Linked DNA regions of Mus musculus: all the other regions are linked to region 3. A link is a loop called in an ENCODE intact Hi-C map of the cell type or tissue named here. Cell type or tissue: gastrocnemius. All regions are shown on one strand. Region 1 overlaps Gm12992 (predicted gene 12992). Region 2 has its middle 33 kb from the start of Ythdf2. Region 3 overlaps Mecr (mitochondrial trans-2-enoyl-CoA reductase). Region 4 overlaps Epb41 (erythrocyte membrane protein band 4.1).

Region 1 (2,500 bases), 56 kb before region 3:
GTCTACCCAGTTCTTTGTACAGTCTCTGAGGTGGGCTTTCACCCTTATCGGTGTGGAACCAGCTTCTGTGGCAGGTGTACCCAGCCTTGCCCTGCTCACATCTATGCCTGCTCGTGAACAACATAAGAAGACAGTATTTTTTTTAAAGATTTATTTATTTATTATATATGAGTACACTGTAGCTGTCTTCAGACACCCCAGAAGAGGGCGTCAGATCTCATTACGGATGGTTGTGAGCCACCATGTGGTTGCTGGGATTTGAACTCAGGACCTTGGGAAGAGCAGTCAGTGCTCTTAACCACTGAGCCATCTCTCCAGCCCCAAGAAGACAGTATTAACCACTTAAAGGACCTTGGGACTTCCTATAGTCCCTCCCACTGTAAAGAAAAGGCCAGTCCTTTTCTTTAGCTACTTCTCTGCGCTCTTACAGGCACTCTGTTCCTGGGGCAACAGACCTGTCCACTTAAAGGCTGTGGAGACAGCAGGTGCCCTAGGGAAGTCCCAGCTAGTTCCTCTGAAGACTTGAGGAAGCCTGGTGGAGCCCTGGAAGTGTCCAGAAATCTCAGCGGCAGTCATTTTAGCTCCATCCTACCTCCTAAAAGTTCCAACTAGGCCTTATCAGAGCAAACATCTCCCCTGGTCCAGTCAACTGGAACAGGACAGGGCAAACCAGGAAGTCCAAAGGAGCCGGGGCTGGGAGGAGTTTCTCAAAACCCTGGGAGGGAGTGGAGGGTCCCACAAAGGACTTGAGCTGCTGATCTGCCAAGGCCTTGGAGCAGGGCTGCTGGCCGGAAACGTGGGTTTCCTCTCCACAACAGGTGTGGCCCTGTGCCCATCGTCCCCACCTTCCTCCTCCTGAGCACTTTCAGCTGATAGGGCATAGCAGGAACCCCCCACCCACCCAAGAGAAGAGTGAGGGAATATCTGCCCGTTTGCCTCCCTGCGCAGTAAGGTTGGGAAATGGCATTGCGGTGTGCAGAATGACCCTGGAGGGGAGTAGGGTGGCAGGTCACCCACCCACCCTGGTGTAGTCGCTCCTACCCGCTGGGTGTTTTGTGCTGGAAAAAGCAAGGTAGAACTTTTAGCTGTTGGGGTCCCTGGGGTGGCTGTGGGCTTGTCGCTCCACCACCCTTAGGTGGTGGCACTTGCCTTGCCCTTGTGGTTAAAGATGCTTGCTCTCCCTTGTCTCCAGGAGCCTGACCCCAGAGAATGAGGAGATGGGGACCCCAGAGCACAGCCAAGATTTCACGGGAAGCTGGGAAATGGGGCTATGAGACAACTAGGAGTCCGCCACAGACACCACAGGAATGTGGCAACTCCTTTAGTAACAAACTACACTGCCAATGAGGCAGTGGGCTCCTGGTCTCATAGGCTCCAGACCCTGTAGGAGGTTCCCAGCTAAGGGAGAAATGGAGCATGTGTGGGGCGCCCCCTGGCGGTCGGGCCGCAGCCATGCCCGAGTGTGCCCGCTGGCCTCACTAGTGCCCACGTGTCCTCGATCCTCAGGAACACCCGCCCTCCGGCCTCACGTGTGAACTCCCTGCAAACCACCCTGCTCCCCTGGGGAGGTCAGAGCAGATGTCCACCCCAATCCCCGCCACGTGCAGCTTACGTTGGGCTCTGTAGTGCTCTTAGCAGCCCTTGCTCCCCCAGGCCCTCTTGGTTAAAGGGTGCAAAATCACCCCATAACGACAGAGCTACGCTCCATTCTGTACTGTGTGGGTTCTGTCCTGGTCGGCTTGCACGGACGCAGCCCTAGGTTGAGCATCCAGCAGGCATGTAGAGGAGCGCCCCTTCATCAGACAGAATACCTCTCTGTCTGATGGGTCTGTGGTGACTTCCACCGGCCCAGGGGACAGAGGCCCACTCATACGTCCTCATCGTTGCGCAGCTATCTTCCTAGTGAGCCTCTGCGTCCACAGTCACACCATTCATTTGACAGGGCAAGGCTGCAGGCCGCAGGGGGGCCTCCACAGTTGTCATGACCCTCAGTCGTGAAATGGGACTGGCGGCCTCCAGAGTGGGATGTGGTGGGAAAGGATGCCTCTCCACTCGGCTCCAAGCCCGATCCTGCAGGTGCCGGGGTGGGGGTGGGTTAATGGGAGAGGGGAGGTGTCAGTGTCTGGACCTCAAGGCTGTGAGCATCCAGAGGCCTCTCTACCCAGAGCTAGCAGAGACCATGGCTCAGAGCATTTAAGTAACTTAAGAGGAGGATCCAGCAGCAGCAGTCTCAAACCCTTCCTGGGAAAATGCCGTCAGCACATCACCTTCCCAGGGCCTCACCCCTGCGTGCACCTAACATTTAGGCATCGCAGATCAATTGCCTCCACCATACTCCGCGACAAATCACTACAGGGGAAAGGAAAGACTGTTCCCCCGGGCGTGGGGTGGGGTGGGGGCGTTTAAGTCCTAGAGGATTCTCCCTAGAGCCTCATCTGGATGGTTCAAAACTCCCCTACCTATATATGTTTCCGCGTTATTGGCTCCAAGCCGAATTCCT
Region 2 (2,500 bases), 320 kb before region 3:
TGGCTTCCAGGCAGCTATGACAAGCCCATGCCCACAGTGTCACATCTACTTCAACACGGTCACATCTCCTAATAGTGCTACTCCCTGGGCCAAGTATATACAAACCATCACAGGTCAATACATTTAGACAGACCAAATCTGTCTCCTGAACGCTGCAGTGTTCCACTGTCCCCATGGCTATGTCATTAGCCATTTTATTCATGTCTGTGTCCCAACCCCAAATTTTTCCCTGATCTGTTCCACCTCATTAATAACCAATTTGTCCATCTATGTCTACGCTGCTGGTTTTATGCCAGCTGGACACAAGCTAGAGTCATCTGATGGAAAAAAAAATGTTCCCCTAAAGTCAGGCTGGAGGCAAGCCTGTAAGGCATTTTTCTTAACTAGTGATGGGTTGGGGAGGGCCCAGCTCATTGTGGGTGATGCCATCCCTGGGCTGGGGGTCCTGGATTCTATTTTGTATCACTACCTGCCTCTGGGTTCCTGCCTTGACTTTCATCAACAATGATCTGTAAGCCTCTCTGTCTTAGGGTTTTATTGCTGTGAATAGACACCATGACCACTGCAAGCCTTCTACTGGAAAACATTCAATGGGGGCTGCCTTATGGCTGGAGGGGTTTCATGCATTATACTCATGGCAGGAAGGCAGACATGGTGCTGGAGAAGTAGCTGAGAGTTCTACATCTGGATCCGGCAGCAGGAAGAGAGAGATACTGCTCGGCTTGGCTTGAGCCTCTGAAACCTCAAAGCCTTTCTCCCATCCCTTCCTCCAATAAAGCCACACTTACTTCTACAAGGCCACACCTCCCATTAGTGCCACTCCCTTCATACTGTGCAAGTGTGGGGCTCTGAGTTCGAATTTCAGCGCCTGTGTAAAAGACCAGACGTGGTTGAATGTGCTTTTTCTGGAGAAGCAGAGACAGATGGCGCTCTCAATCTTGCTGACCAGCCTAGCTAAATTGGTAAGCCTCAGGCCCCAGTGACTGTCTTAAAAACCAAAGTGGGGCCGGCAGTTTGGCTAAAGGTCCCTGTAGCCTGACATTGCAAGCCTGATGACTAGAGTTTAATTCCCAGAACCACATAAGGGTGGAAGGAGAGAATTTATCTACAAAAGCTGTTCTCTGACTTCCATATGTGTGTTGTGGTACATGAGTGATCCCATCTCTGTCTCTGTATTACACATCACACACACACACACACACAGAGGAACAAAAAGATTTTGAGTGTGTTGTGGTACATGAGTGATCCCGATCTCTGTCTCTGTATTACACATCTCACACACACGCACACGCGCGCGCACACACACACACACACACACAGAGGAACAAAAAGATTTTGAGTTTCCTGAACGCGAGAAACTGGGAACTGTAATACTCCACTATGCCAGTAGGTGGCACTAAAGTAGCATTTCTGAGCCAGCCTCTCAGCCTAGCCTTTGCAGTCTGAGATTTAGTAGCTTGACCAGTGTAGACAGTGTCGCTTAAGCAAATTTTCATTTAGTGACGTCATTATTGTGTGTATTGTGCCCATGAGTGCAGGCATGCAATTTTCAGGGGTTTCTCTCTTCCAGCATGTGATCCAGGCATGTAATTCAGGTAGTCAAAGCTCCGAGGAAGTGTTTCTAACCACCGAATTGTACAAATCCTCAGCCGTCTGTTCGGAGACTGTTTGTGCGTTTGTTTTTTGAGATAGGGTTTCTCTTTGTAGCTCTGTCTGTTTAGGAACTCTCTCTATAGACCAGGCTGGCCTCGAACGCAGGGATCAGCTTGCCTCTGCCTCCTGACTGCTGCGATTAAGCGTGTGCCACCACTGCCCGGCTCTGGGACTTTTAAGAAGAGACGCAGATTGGCCAGGAAGACTGTAACCCCAAAGGGCGATCAACTCTATAAGAAAACACGTGTTGTTCTGCCATTGGGAGCTGGAGAAAGGCAGGTTCCACTTGCTTGAGGCAGTTGGGGAAGGTTCACAGAGGTGAATGGGCTAGGGATATAGCAGAGTGCTTAAGGGGCCTAGAATTTGGGAGACCTTAATTGGTTGGAGGATATTGTAGGTCAAGAGAACGTACTCTTAGCCTGAATTTGGTGGCAGAGAAAGAGAAATGGAGGAAAAAGTCCTTCTGGTGAATATATATATATATATTTTTTTTTAAATTAAAGATTTATTTATTATATGTAAGTACACTGTAGCTGGCTTTAGACACTCCAGAAGAGGGCGCCAGATCTCATTACAGATGGTTGTTAGCCACCATGTGGTTGCCGGGAATTGAACTCAGGACGTTTGGAAGAGCTGTCAGTGCTCTTAACCGCTGAGCCATCTCTCCAGCCCCGAGAATATATTTTGAGTCTTATGTGCACTTGTGTCTCTGTGTGTTTTTGTATGCGTGCATGCGCACACGTACCGTGTTTGAGTGATGTGCACACCCGTATGTGCTCATGGAACAGGGTAGGGCACTGGGTGTCCTGTTCCATCACACTCTGTCTTACTTCACCTTATTTCTTTG
Region 3 (2,500 bases):
CATGTGGGTTGATGGACCACACCACAAATGTTTAAAACCTCGGCTTTCCTAAAGTCTGTCTACTTCTGCCTCCTTCCATGTCTGCACACTTACAGCATGCTATCCCCAGGCTAAGGTTGGATGGGCTTTGTCCTTTCCAGAAGAGAAGCGGTTTGCAGAGCAGAGCAGGGAAGGCATATTTTGTAATTACCAGGAGATGGCATGGGATTAAGGGGGAAGTGTTCTTAGCGGGGTGCCTCAGCTTTTATTTTACTTTGTGCACGTGAATGTGATTGCTTTGCCTGCATGTCTGTCTCTGTACCGTGTGTGCCTGGGACCTGTGGAGATCCTTTGGAACAGCAGTTGCAGATGGTTGTGAGCCACCATATGGATGCTGGGACTGCAAGAGCAGTAAGTACTCTTAACCGCTTATGCACCTCTCCAGACCCAGGCTAGGTACCTTGAAGATGGTTTTTGTCTCGGGCATCCTTAGCTCTTCCTCTGTGAGGACATAATCAGCTCCTAGATCCTTCAGTCTGTCAGTTAGCTTCTTGATGTCGGGTCTGGAAACCAAACACAATCAGGTCACACTGGCTAACTAGCCTCCCTCAAGCTCCCAGAACCCCTTTGCCACAGCCCTGAGAACACATTCCTGTTTTGAGAACAGGGATAGAGAGAGATTAAGCCAGACCTCAAGCAGGAGCTGTCCACATAATTCAGTCATGCTCTACCAGCTCTTGCCTCCTTTCCTCCCCGGACAGAGCCAGGCTGGGAGATAGTCTGACAACCTATGAGTGCACACACCCTAGAGCCATCTGTGCCCGGGGAAGAGCCATCCTACTTCCTCCTTCTACTCAGACACCACTTTCTTTCCTCTTGCTCTCCAGGGCACTTGAGGGTATCATGCAAACACACTCTGGGGCAGAGCGGTCCTGGACTCTCTGGTCCAGGCACGCAGAATCACTTTTTCATCACCACTGCAGAGGCAGGGGCAGGAGTAAGTACAACCCTCGTAAGAAAGGTCTCAAGTGACTGCCACACGGGAGCACACTGAGGTTTAAAGGGACTGGAGGGGACAATGGAAAGAAGGTAAGTCTGTTACTGACTTGCCGTGTCTTCCTGAGCAAGCTGCTTCCTCTCTTGGAAACTTGAGCTTCCTCATCTGTAAAAGAGAGACCACAAGCCTGCCCCACCTCCTTCACAGCTGTGCTTGGTGTACACATGCAACCGACAGGGCTAGAGTTCATACAACAGTACAAACCAGGGACCCTAAGACAAGTCTCCAACACTCCTGACTGTTCAGTAAGGACCATCACTGCCTCTTTTTGTCATCTCTGTGTCAGACTTTCACAGGGACTTCTTTTGCCCTGCGGAATGCTTGCAAGTCAGCAGCCAGCCACTCATGCTTACACATGTGCGCCATCTGGTGGAGATGTAGGAGTGCGCAGGGACATGAGGATTAGGCCTCCCAGTACCTGTCTCGGACAACGTTGATGGTCTTTAGGCGAAGGGCTGAGGCGATCTGAATGACTGCTTGGCCCACTCCACTGTTGGATGCATTCTGGATGACAGAGTCCCCTGTGGAAGACACTAGGTCAAGCCCTGCAAACTTGGGTTGAGGGCTCCCAGCCTGGGATCCTAGTGTGGATGCAGGACCTAGCAACGGCATTTCCTTATACGGTGAACTATCACTCAGTTATCAACACACTTTCCACACCTATAATGCGTCACGGGATTTGGACACTCTGTCCATGTTTCAGATACTGCTTTGTAACTGACCTTCATCTTCCCAATTTTTATGTCCTCTGTCCATCCATCCATCCATCCATCTATCCATCCATCCATCCAGGAGCACATTATTTCTTTCTACTATATAGGCTCAGGGATTGAATTCAAGTTGTCAAGTCTCAGTGGCAAGCACCTTTGCACGCTGAGTCATCTCACTGACCCATGCTGAGGCCGAGTCTCTGGTTTGAAATGGTTTTCTGGTTCTCTTCCTTTTTAAGTTCAGCTCAAGTGTGGCTTCCTTCATGAAGCTCTCCAAGGTTCCTTCTTGTTTGTTCCCAGAGGACTCTGGTATCTCATCAATGCTCAGGCTGTAACCATGTTCTACACTAAGCTGTGTTCATATTTATCAATACCTTCAGTCCTGAGGGAGGACCATCCCTTACTCCCTTGTGTATTATTTAATGACGGTGCATTTGAAATGGATGAGAGCCATATGAGAGAAATGGGAAGCTCCTGGGCCCTACAGAATGTTTGCTTTTGCTTTGTGGTGCTGGGGATAGAACCTAGGGACTTGAGCATGCCAGGCAAGTACTCTGTCACTGAGCTATATCCTCACCCCTACAATGGGAGAGCAATGTGGTGCCCTAGGGAAGTGTGGGCTCTGGCACACAGTGGAGCTGGGTGTGCATCCTGCTTTACCAATGACTGTAACTAAACAGCTACATCATGTCCTCTTAAAACTTCAATTTTAAAAAACAGGAGGCCTGCCGGACAGTGGTGGTACATACCTTTT
Region 4 (2,500 bases), 110 kb before region 3:
GACTAGCAGAGAGCACCCATTAGCAACAGGGACTCGCAAGCGGCCACAGATCTGTCATTGCGAGATGAGACAGGCTCAACGGTTCTGTTATTCTTTTGCTAGGCATCCTCTGAGAAGTCTTTCTCTGGAGATCATTGCAGGATAGTAAGCATTTCTTTCGTGGTGTCATTTGTATAACATAGATGTAACTTTCTATTTGTCAGTCTGTTCTGGCTTAAGGAATTCCTTTGCTTTGCTTTATTTTTTTTATAAATATAAATGTATCAGAATAAATTATGTTCAGTAGTCTGAAGAAAGTACATAATAAAGTTGTATGCTTCCATAAAAGAGTATTCAAATCTAATAAAAGTCTCAGTACAAGAAAGAATGAGGGCCTGTTATCTGAATGTCTCAATCAGAGCCCTGGAGATGGCGCCGTGGGTGAAGGTGCTTGGCACATAAAGCTGAGAGCTTGGGTTCAATCCCTGACCCCAAAGTGAAAGGAAAGACTCAATTGCCCTGGGTTACCCTCTGACCTCTACACACATGCTGTGACGTGTGTGCGTGCCCCCACACCCCACCAACATGCACACAAGGAGACAGATAGATAACTAACAATTAAATACAATTTTAAAATGAAGTATTAAAGTAAATGTGATGGGACATACTTACCTTTAATCCCAACATTTAAAAAAAAGATTTATTATTTATTTATTTATTGTATATGAGTGCGCTGTAGCTGTCTTCAGACACACCAGAAGAGGGCGTCAGATCTCATTACAGATGGTTGTGAGCCACCATTTGGTTGCTGGGAATTGAACTCAGGGCCTTTAGAAGAGCAGCCAGTACTCTTAACCTCTGAGACATCTCTCCAGCCCCCTAATCCTAGCATTTATGAAATAAAGGCAGGCAGATATCTGAGAGTTCAAGGCCAACCTGATCTACATGCTAAGTTCCAGAACAGCCAGGGATATGTAGAGAAAAATCCTCTCTCAAACAAAAAAACAAAGGTTTAGTTTTGACATTAAACTTGAGTAAGCTTTACTACAAAATGTATGGACATTTTCTTTTTTTACCCTGGAAGTAAAGAACAAAGATTAAAAACTAAAGATAATGACTGTTTCTTGTTTTATTTTGTGATATTGGGGGTGGAGCCCAGGGCCTCCTGCCTGCAGGGCAAGCAGTCTGTCACTGAGCTATAGCTCCACTCTCTATTTTGAATTAAGTTACCTAAAGCAGATGCCAAGTAGTTCCAATCCAAGTCACAGTTAATGAAGTGCAGAGGATTTTATAGTCAGCCTGTACAGTGTCTTTTCTCCAGAGCGGCCCAGGCAGGCTTCTCTCCTCAGCCTCTGCTGCCTTTGCCTCTGTGCACTAGGTGTCAGCATCTCCTTTCTCTGTCTGCCCCAGCTGTGACACCAAAACTTCTCCAGACATTGTCAAATATGCCCTGGGGGGAAATCAACCCTGGTTGAGAGTCAGTGTTCCAAGTACTTTACAGAACAGGGCTGTAAGGCATTGGCAAGGTGGAGAGGGCGCTCCATTAGTTAATGCTTTATTTTTGGGTGAAAGTCCAGAATTTTTTTAACTTTTTAAAAAAATATTTATTATTTATTTAATGTATGTGAGTACACTGTAGCTGTCTTCAGACACACCAGAAGGGAGCATCGGACTCCATTACAGATGGTTGTGAGCCACCATGTGGTTGCTGGGAATTGAACCCAGGACCTCTGAAAGAGCAGACATTAACTGTGCATCAGTGCTCTTAATTCTGGAGCCATCTCTCCAGCCCTTTTTTGAATTTTTAATTAACTGATTTATTAAAAGAGATTGTCTGGCACAAAGACTTACCTTTACACATGTCAAACAGTAGTTCCTGTCTCACCAGAAGAGCCATTTTTAAAGGTTCTGTCTCTCTCTCCCTCTCCCTCTCTCTCTCCCTCCCTCCCCCCTCTCTTTCTTTCTTTCTTTTTGTAATAATTTTGTAGAAGCTTCATAGAAAAACAATAAACGAAAAGCGAGACAACAGGCTTTATCCACCTCACCTAATCAGATGTTTAGGTTCCTGAGACCATCTAAAAATAAACATTTATTTCAAAGCAGCTTATTGGGAGAGCTACCCTGAATCCAAGCTTTATTGCAAGTTTTTTTTTTTTTAAACAGACTATAAGTTAAGTGGGTTTTGATTTCTTTTTTCAGTCTTTATTCGAATTTAGCATTTATGAAACAGTGATGTAGATGTCCTGGTTTCTCCGTTGAGGATGTTTATCTTGTTGCCATCATCTACCTTAAAAAGCACAGTTTGTGTTCTCCTCTATATGACAGATACAGGAGGCTACAACAGTCCCGAGTGTCCTGGATTGGCAGTTTCACCCTGTGACTTTGAGGTCAGTAAGGAGAGTGACACCTGCCTTCGTCTGATCTTCCCTCTTTTCCTCACACAGCAGCAGCTGCTGAGTCCACAGACCGAAGTCCTCGGCCCACCTCTGCCCCAGCCATTGCTCAGAGTCAGGTCACAGAA

The links. Hi-C counts contacts between places; a loop is a spot of excess contacts. Peaks named below come from ENCODE experiments on the same cell type or tissue, not always from the same donor. Only the 100,000 strongest peaks of a DNase experiment are listed, where the experiment ranks them.
Region 1: a loop joins it to region 3, with 2.2 times the contacts of the local background. A loop is called at or near these places in 6 of 42 quality-filtered maps.
Region 2: it touches region 3 in a loop (2.6-fold over the local background); 7 of 42 quality-filtered maps call a loop at or near these places.
Region 4: it touches region 3 in a loop (7-fold over the local background); 14 of 42 quality-filtered maps call a loop at or near these places.

What each region holds. Positions count from the first base shown.
Region 1 is chr4:131,915,590-131,918,089 of GRCm38, reverse strand. The region is part of intron 1 of Gm12992 (predicted gene 12992); the gene reads left to right. Among named protein-coding and RNA genes, the nearest start is that of Gm12992, 3.2 kb to the left of the region's middle. In gastrocnemius, a CTCF peak has its summit at 1,432 (motif pointing left); a DNase peak (open chromatin) is centred at 1,452; H3K4me3 peaks cover 477 bases; H3K27ac peaks cover 821 bases.
Region 2 is chr4:132,177,664-132,180,163 of GRCm38, reverse strand. No RefSeq gene overlaps it. Among named protein-coding and RNA genes, the nearest start is that of Ythdf2, 33 kb to the left of the region's middle. In gastrocnemius, CTCF peaks have their summits at 1,389 (motif pointing right) and 2,212 (motif pointing right); a DNase peak (open chromatin) is centred at 1,386.
Region 3 is chr4:131,859,818-131,862,317 of GRCm38, reverse strand. Mecr (mitochondrial trans-2-enoyl-CoA reductase) reads right to left here. Exons shown (of 10, transcript NM_025297.2): 5 at 1,455-1,557; 6 at 440-542. Among named protein-coding and RNA genes, the nearest start is that of Srsf4, 13 kb to the left of the region's middle. In gastrocnemius, no CTCF peak of the experiment used is centred here; a DNase peak (open chromatin) is centred at 1,403.
Region 4 is chr4:131,967,899-131,970,398 of GRCm38, reverse strand. It overlaps Epb41 (erythrocyte membrane protein band 4.1), which reads left to right. Exons shown (of 21, transcript NM_183428.3): 12 at 2,424-2,500. Among named protein-coding and RNA genes, the nearest start is that of Tmem200b, 47 kb to the right of the region's middle. In gastrocnemius, a CTCF peak has its summit at 1,348 (motif pointing right); no DNase peak of the experiment used is centred here.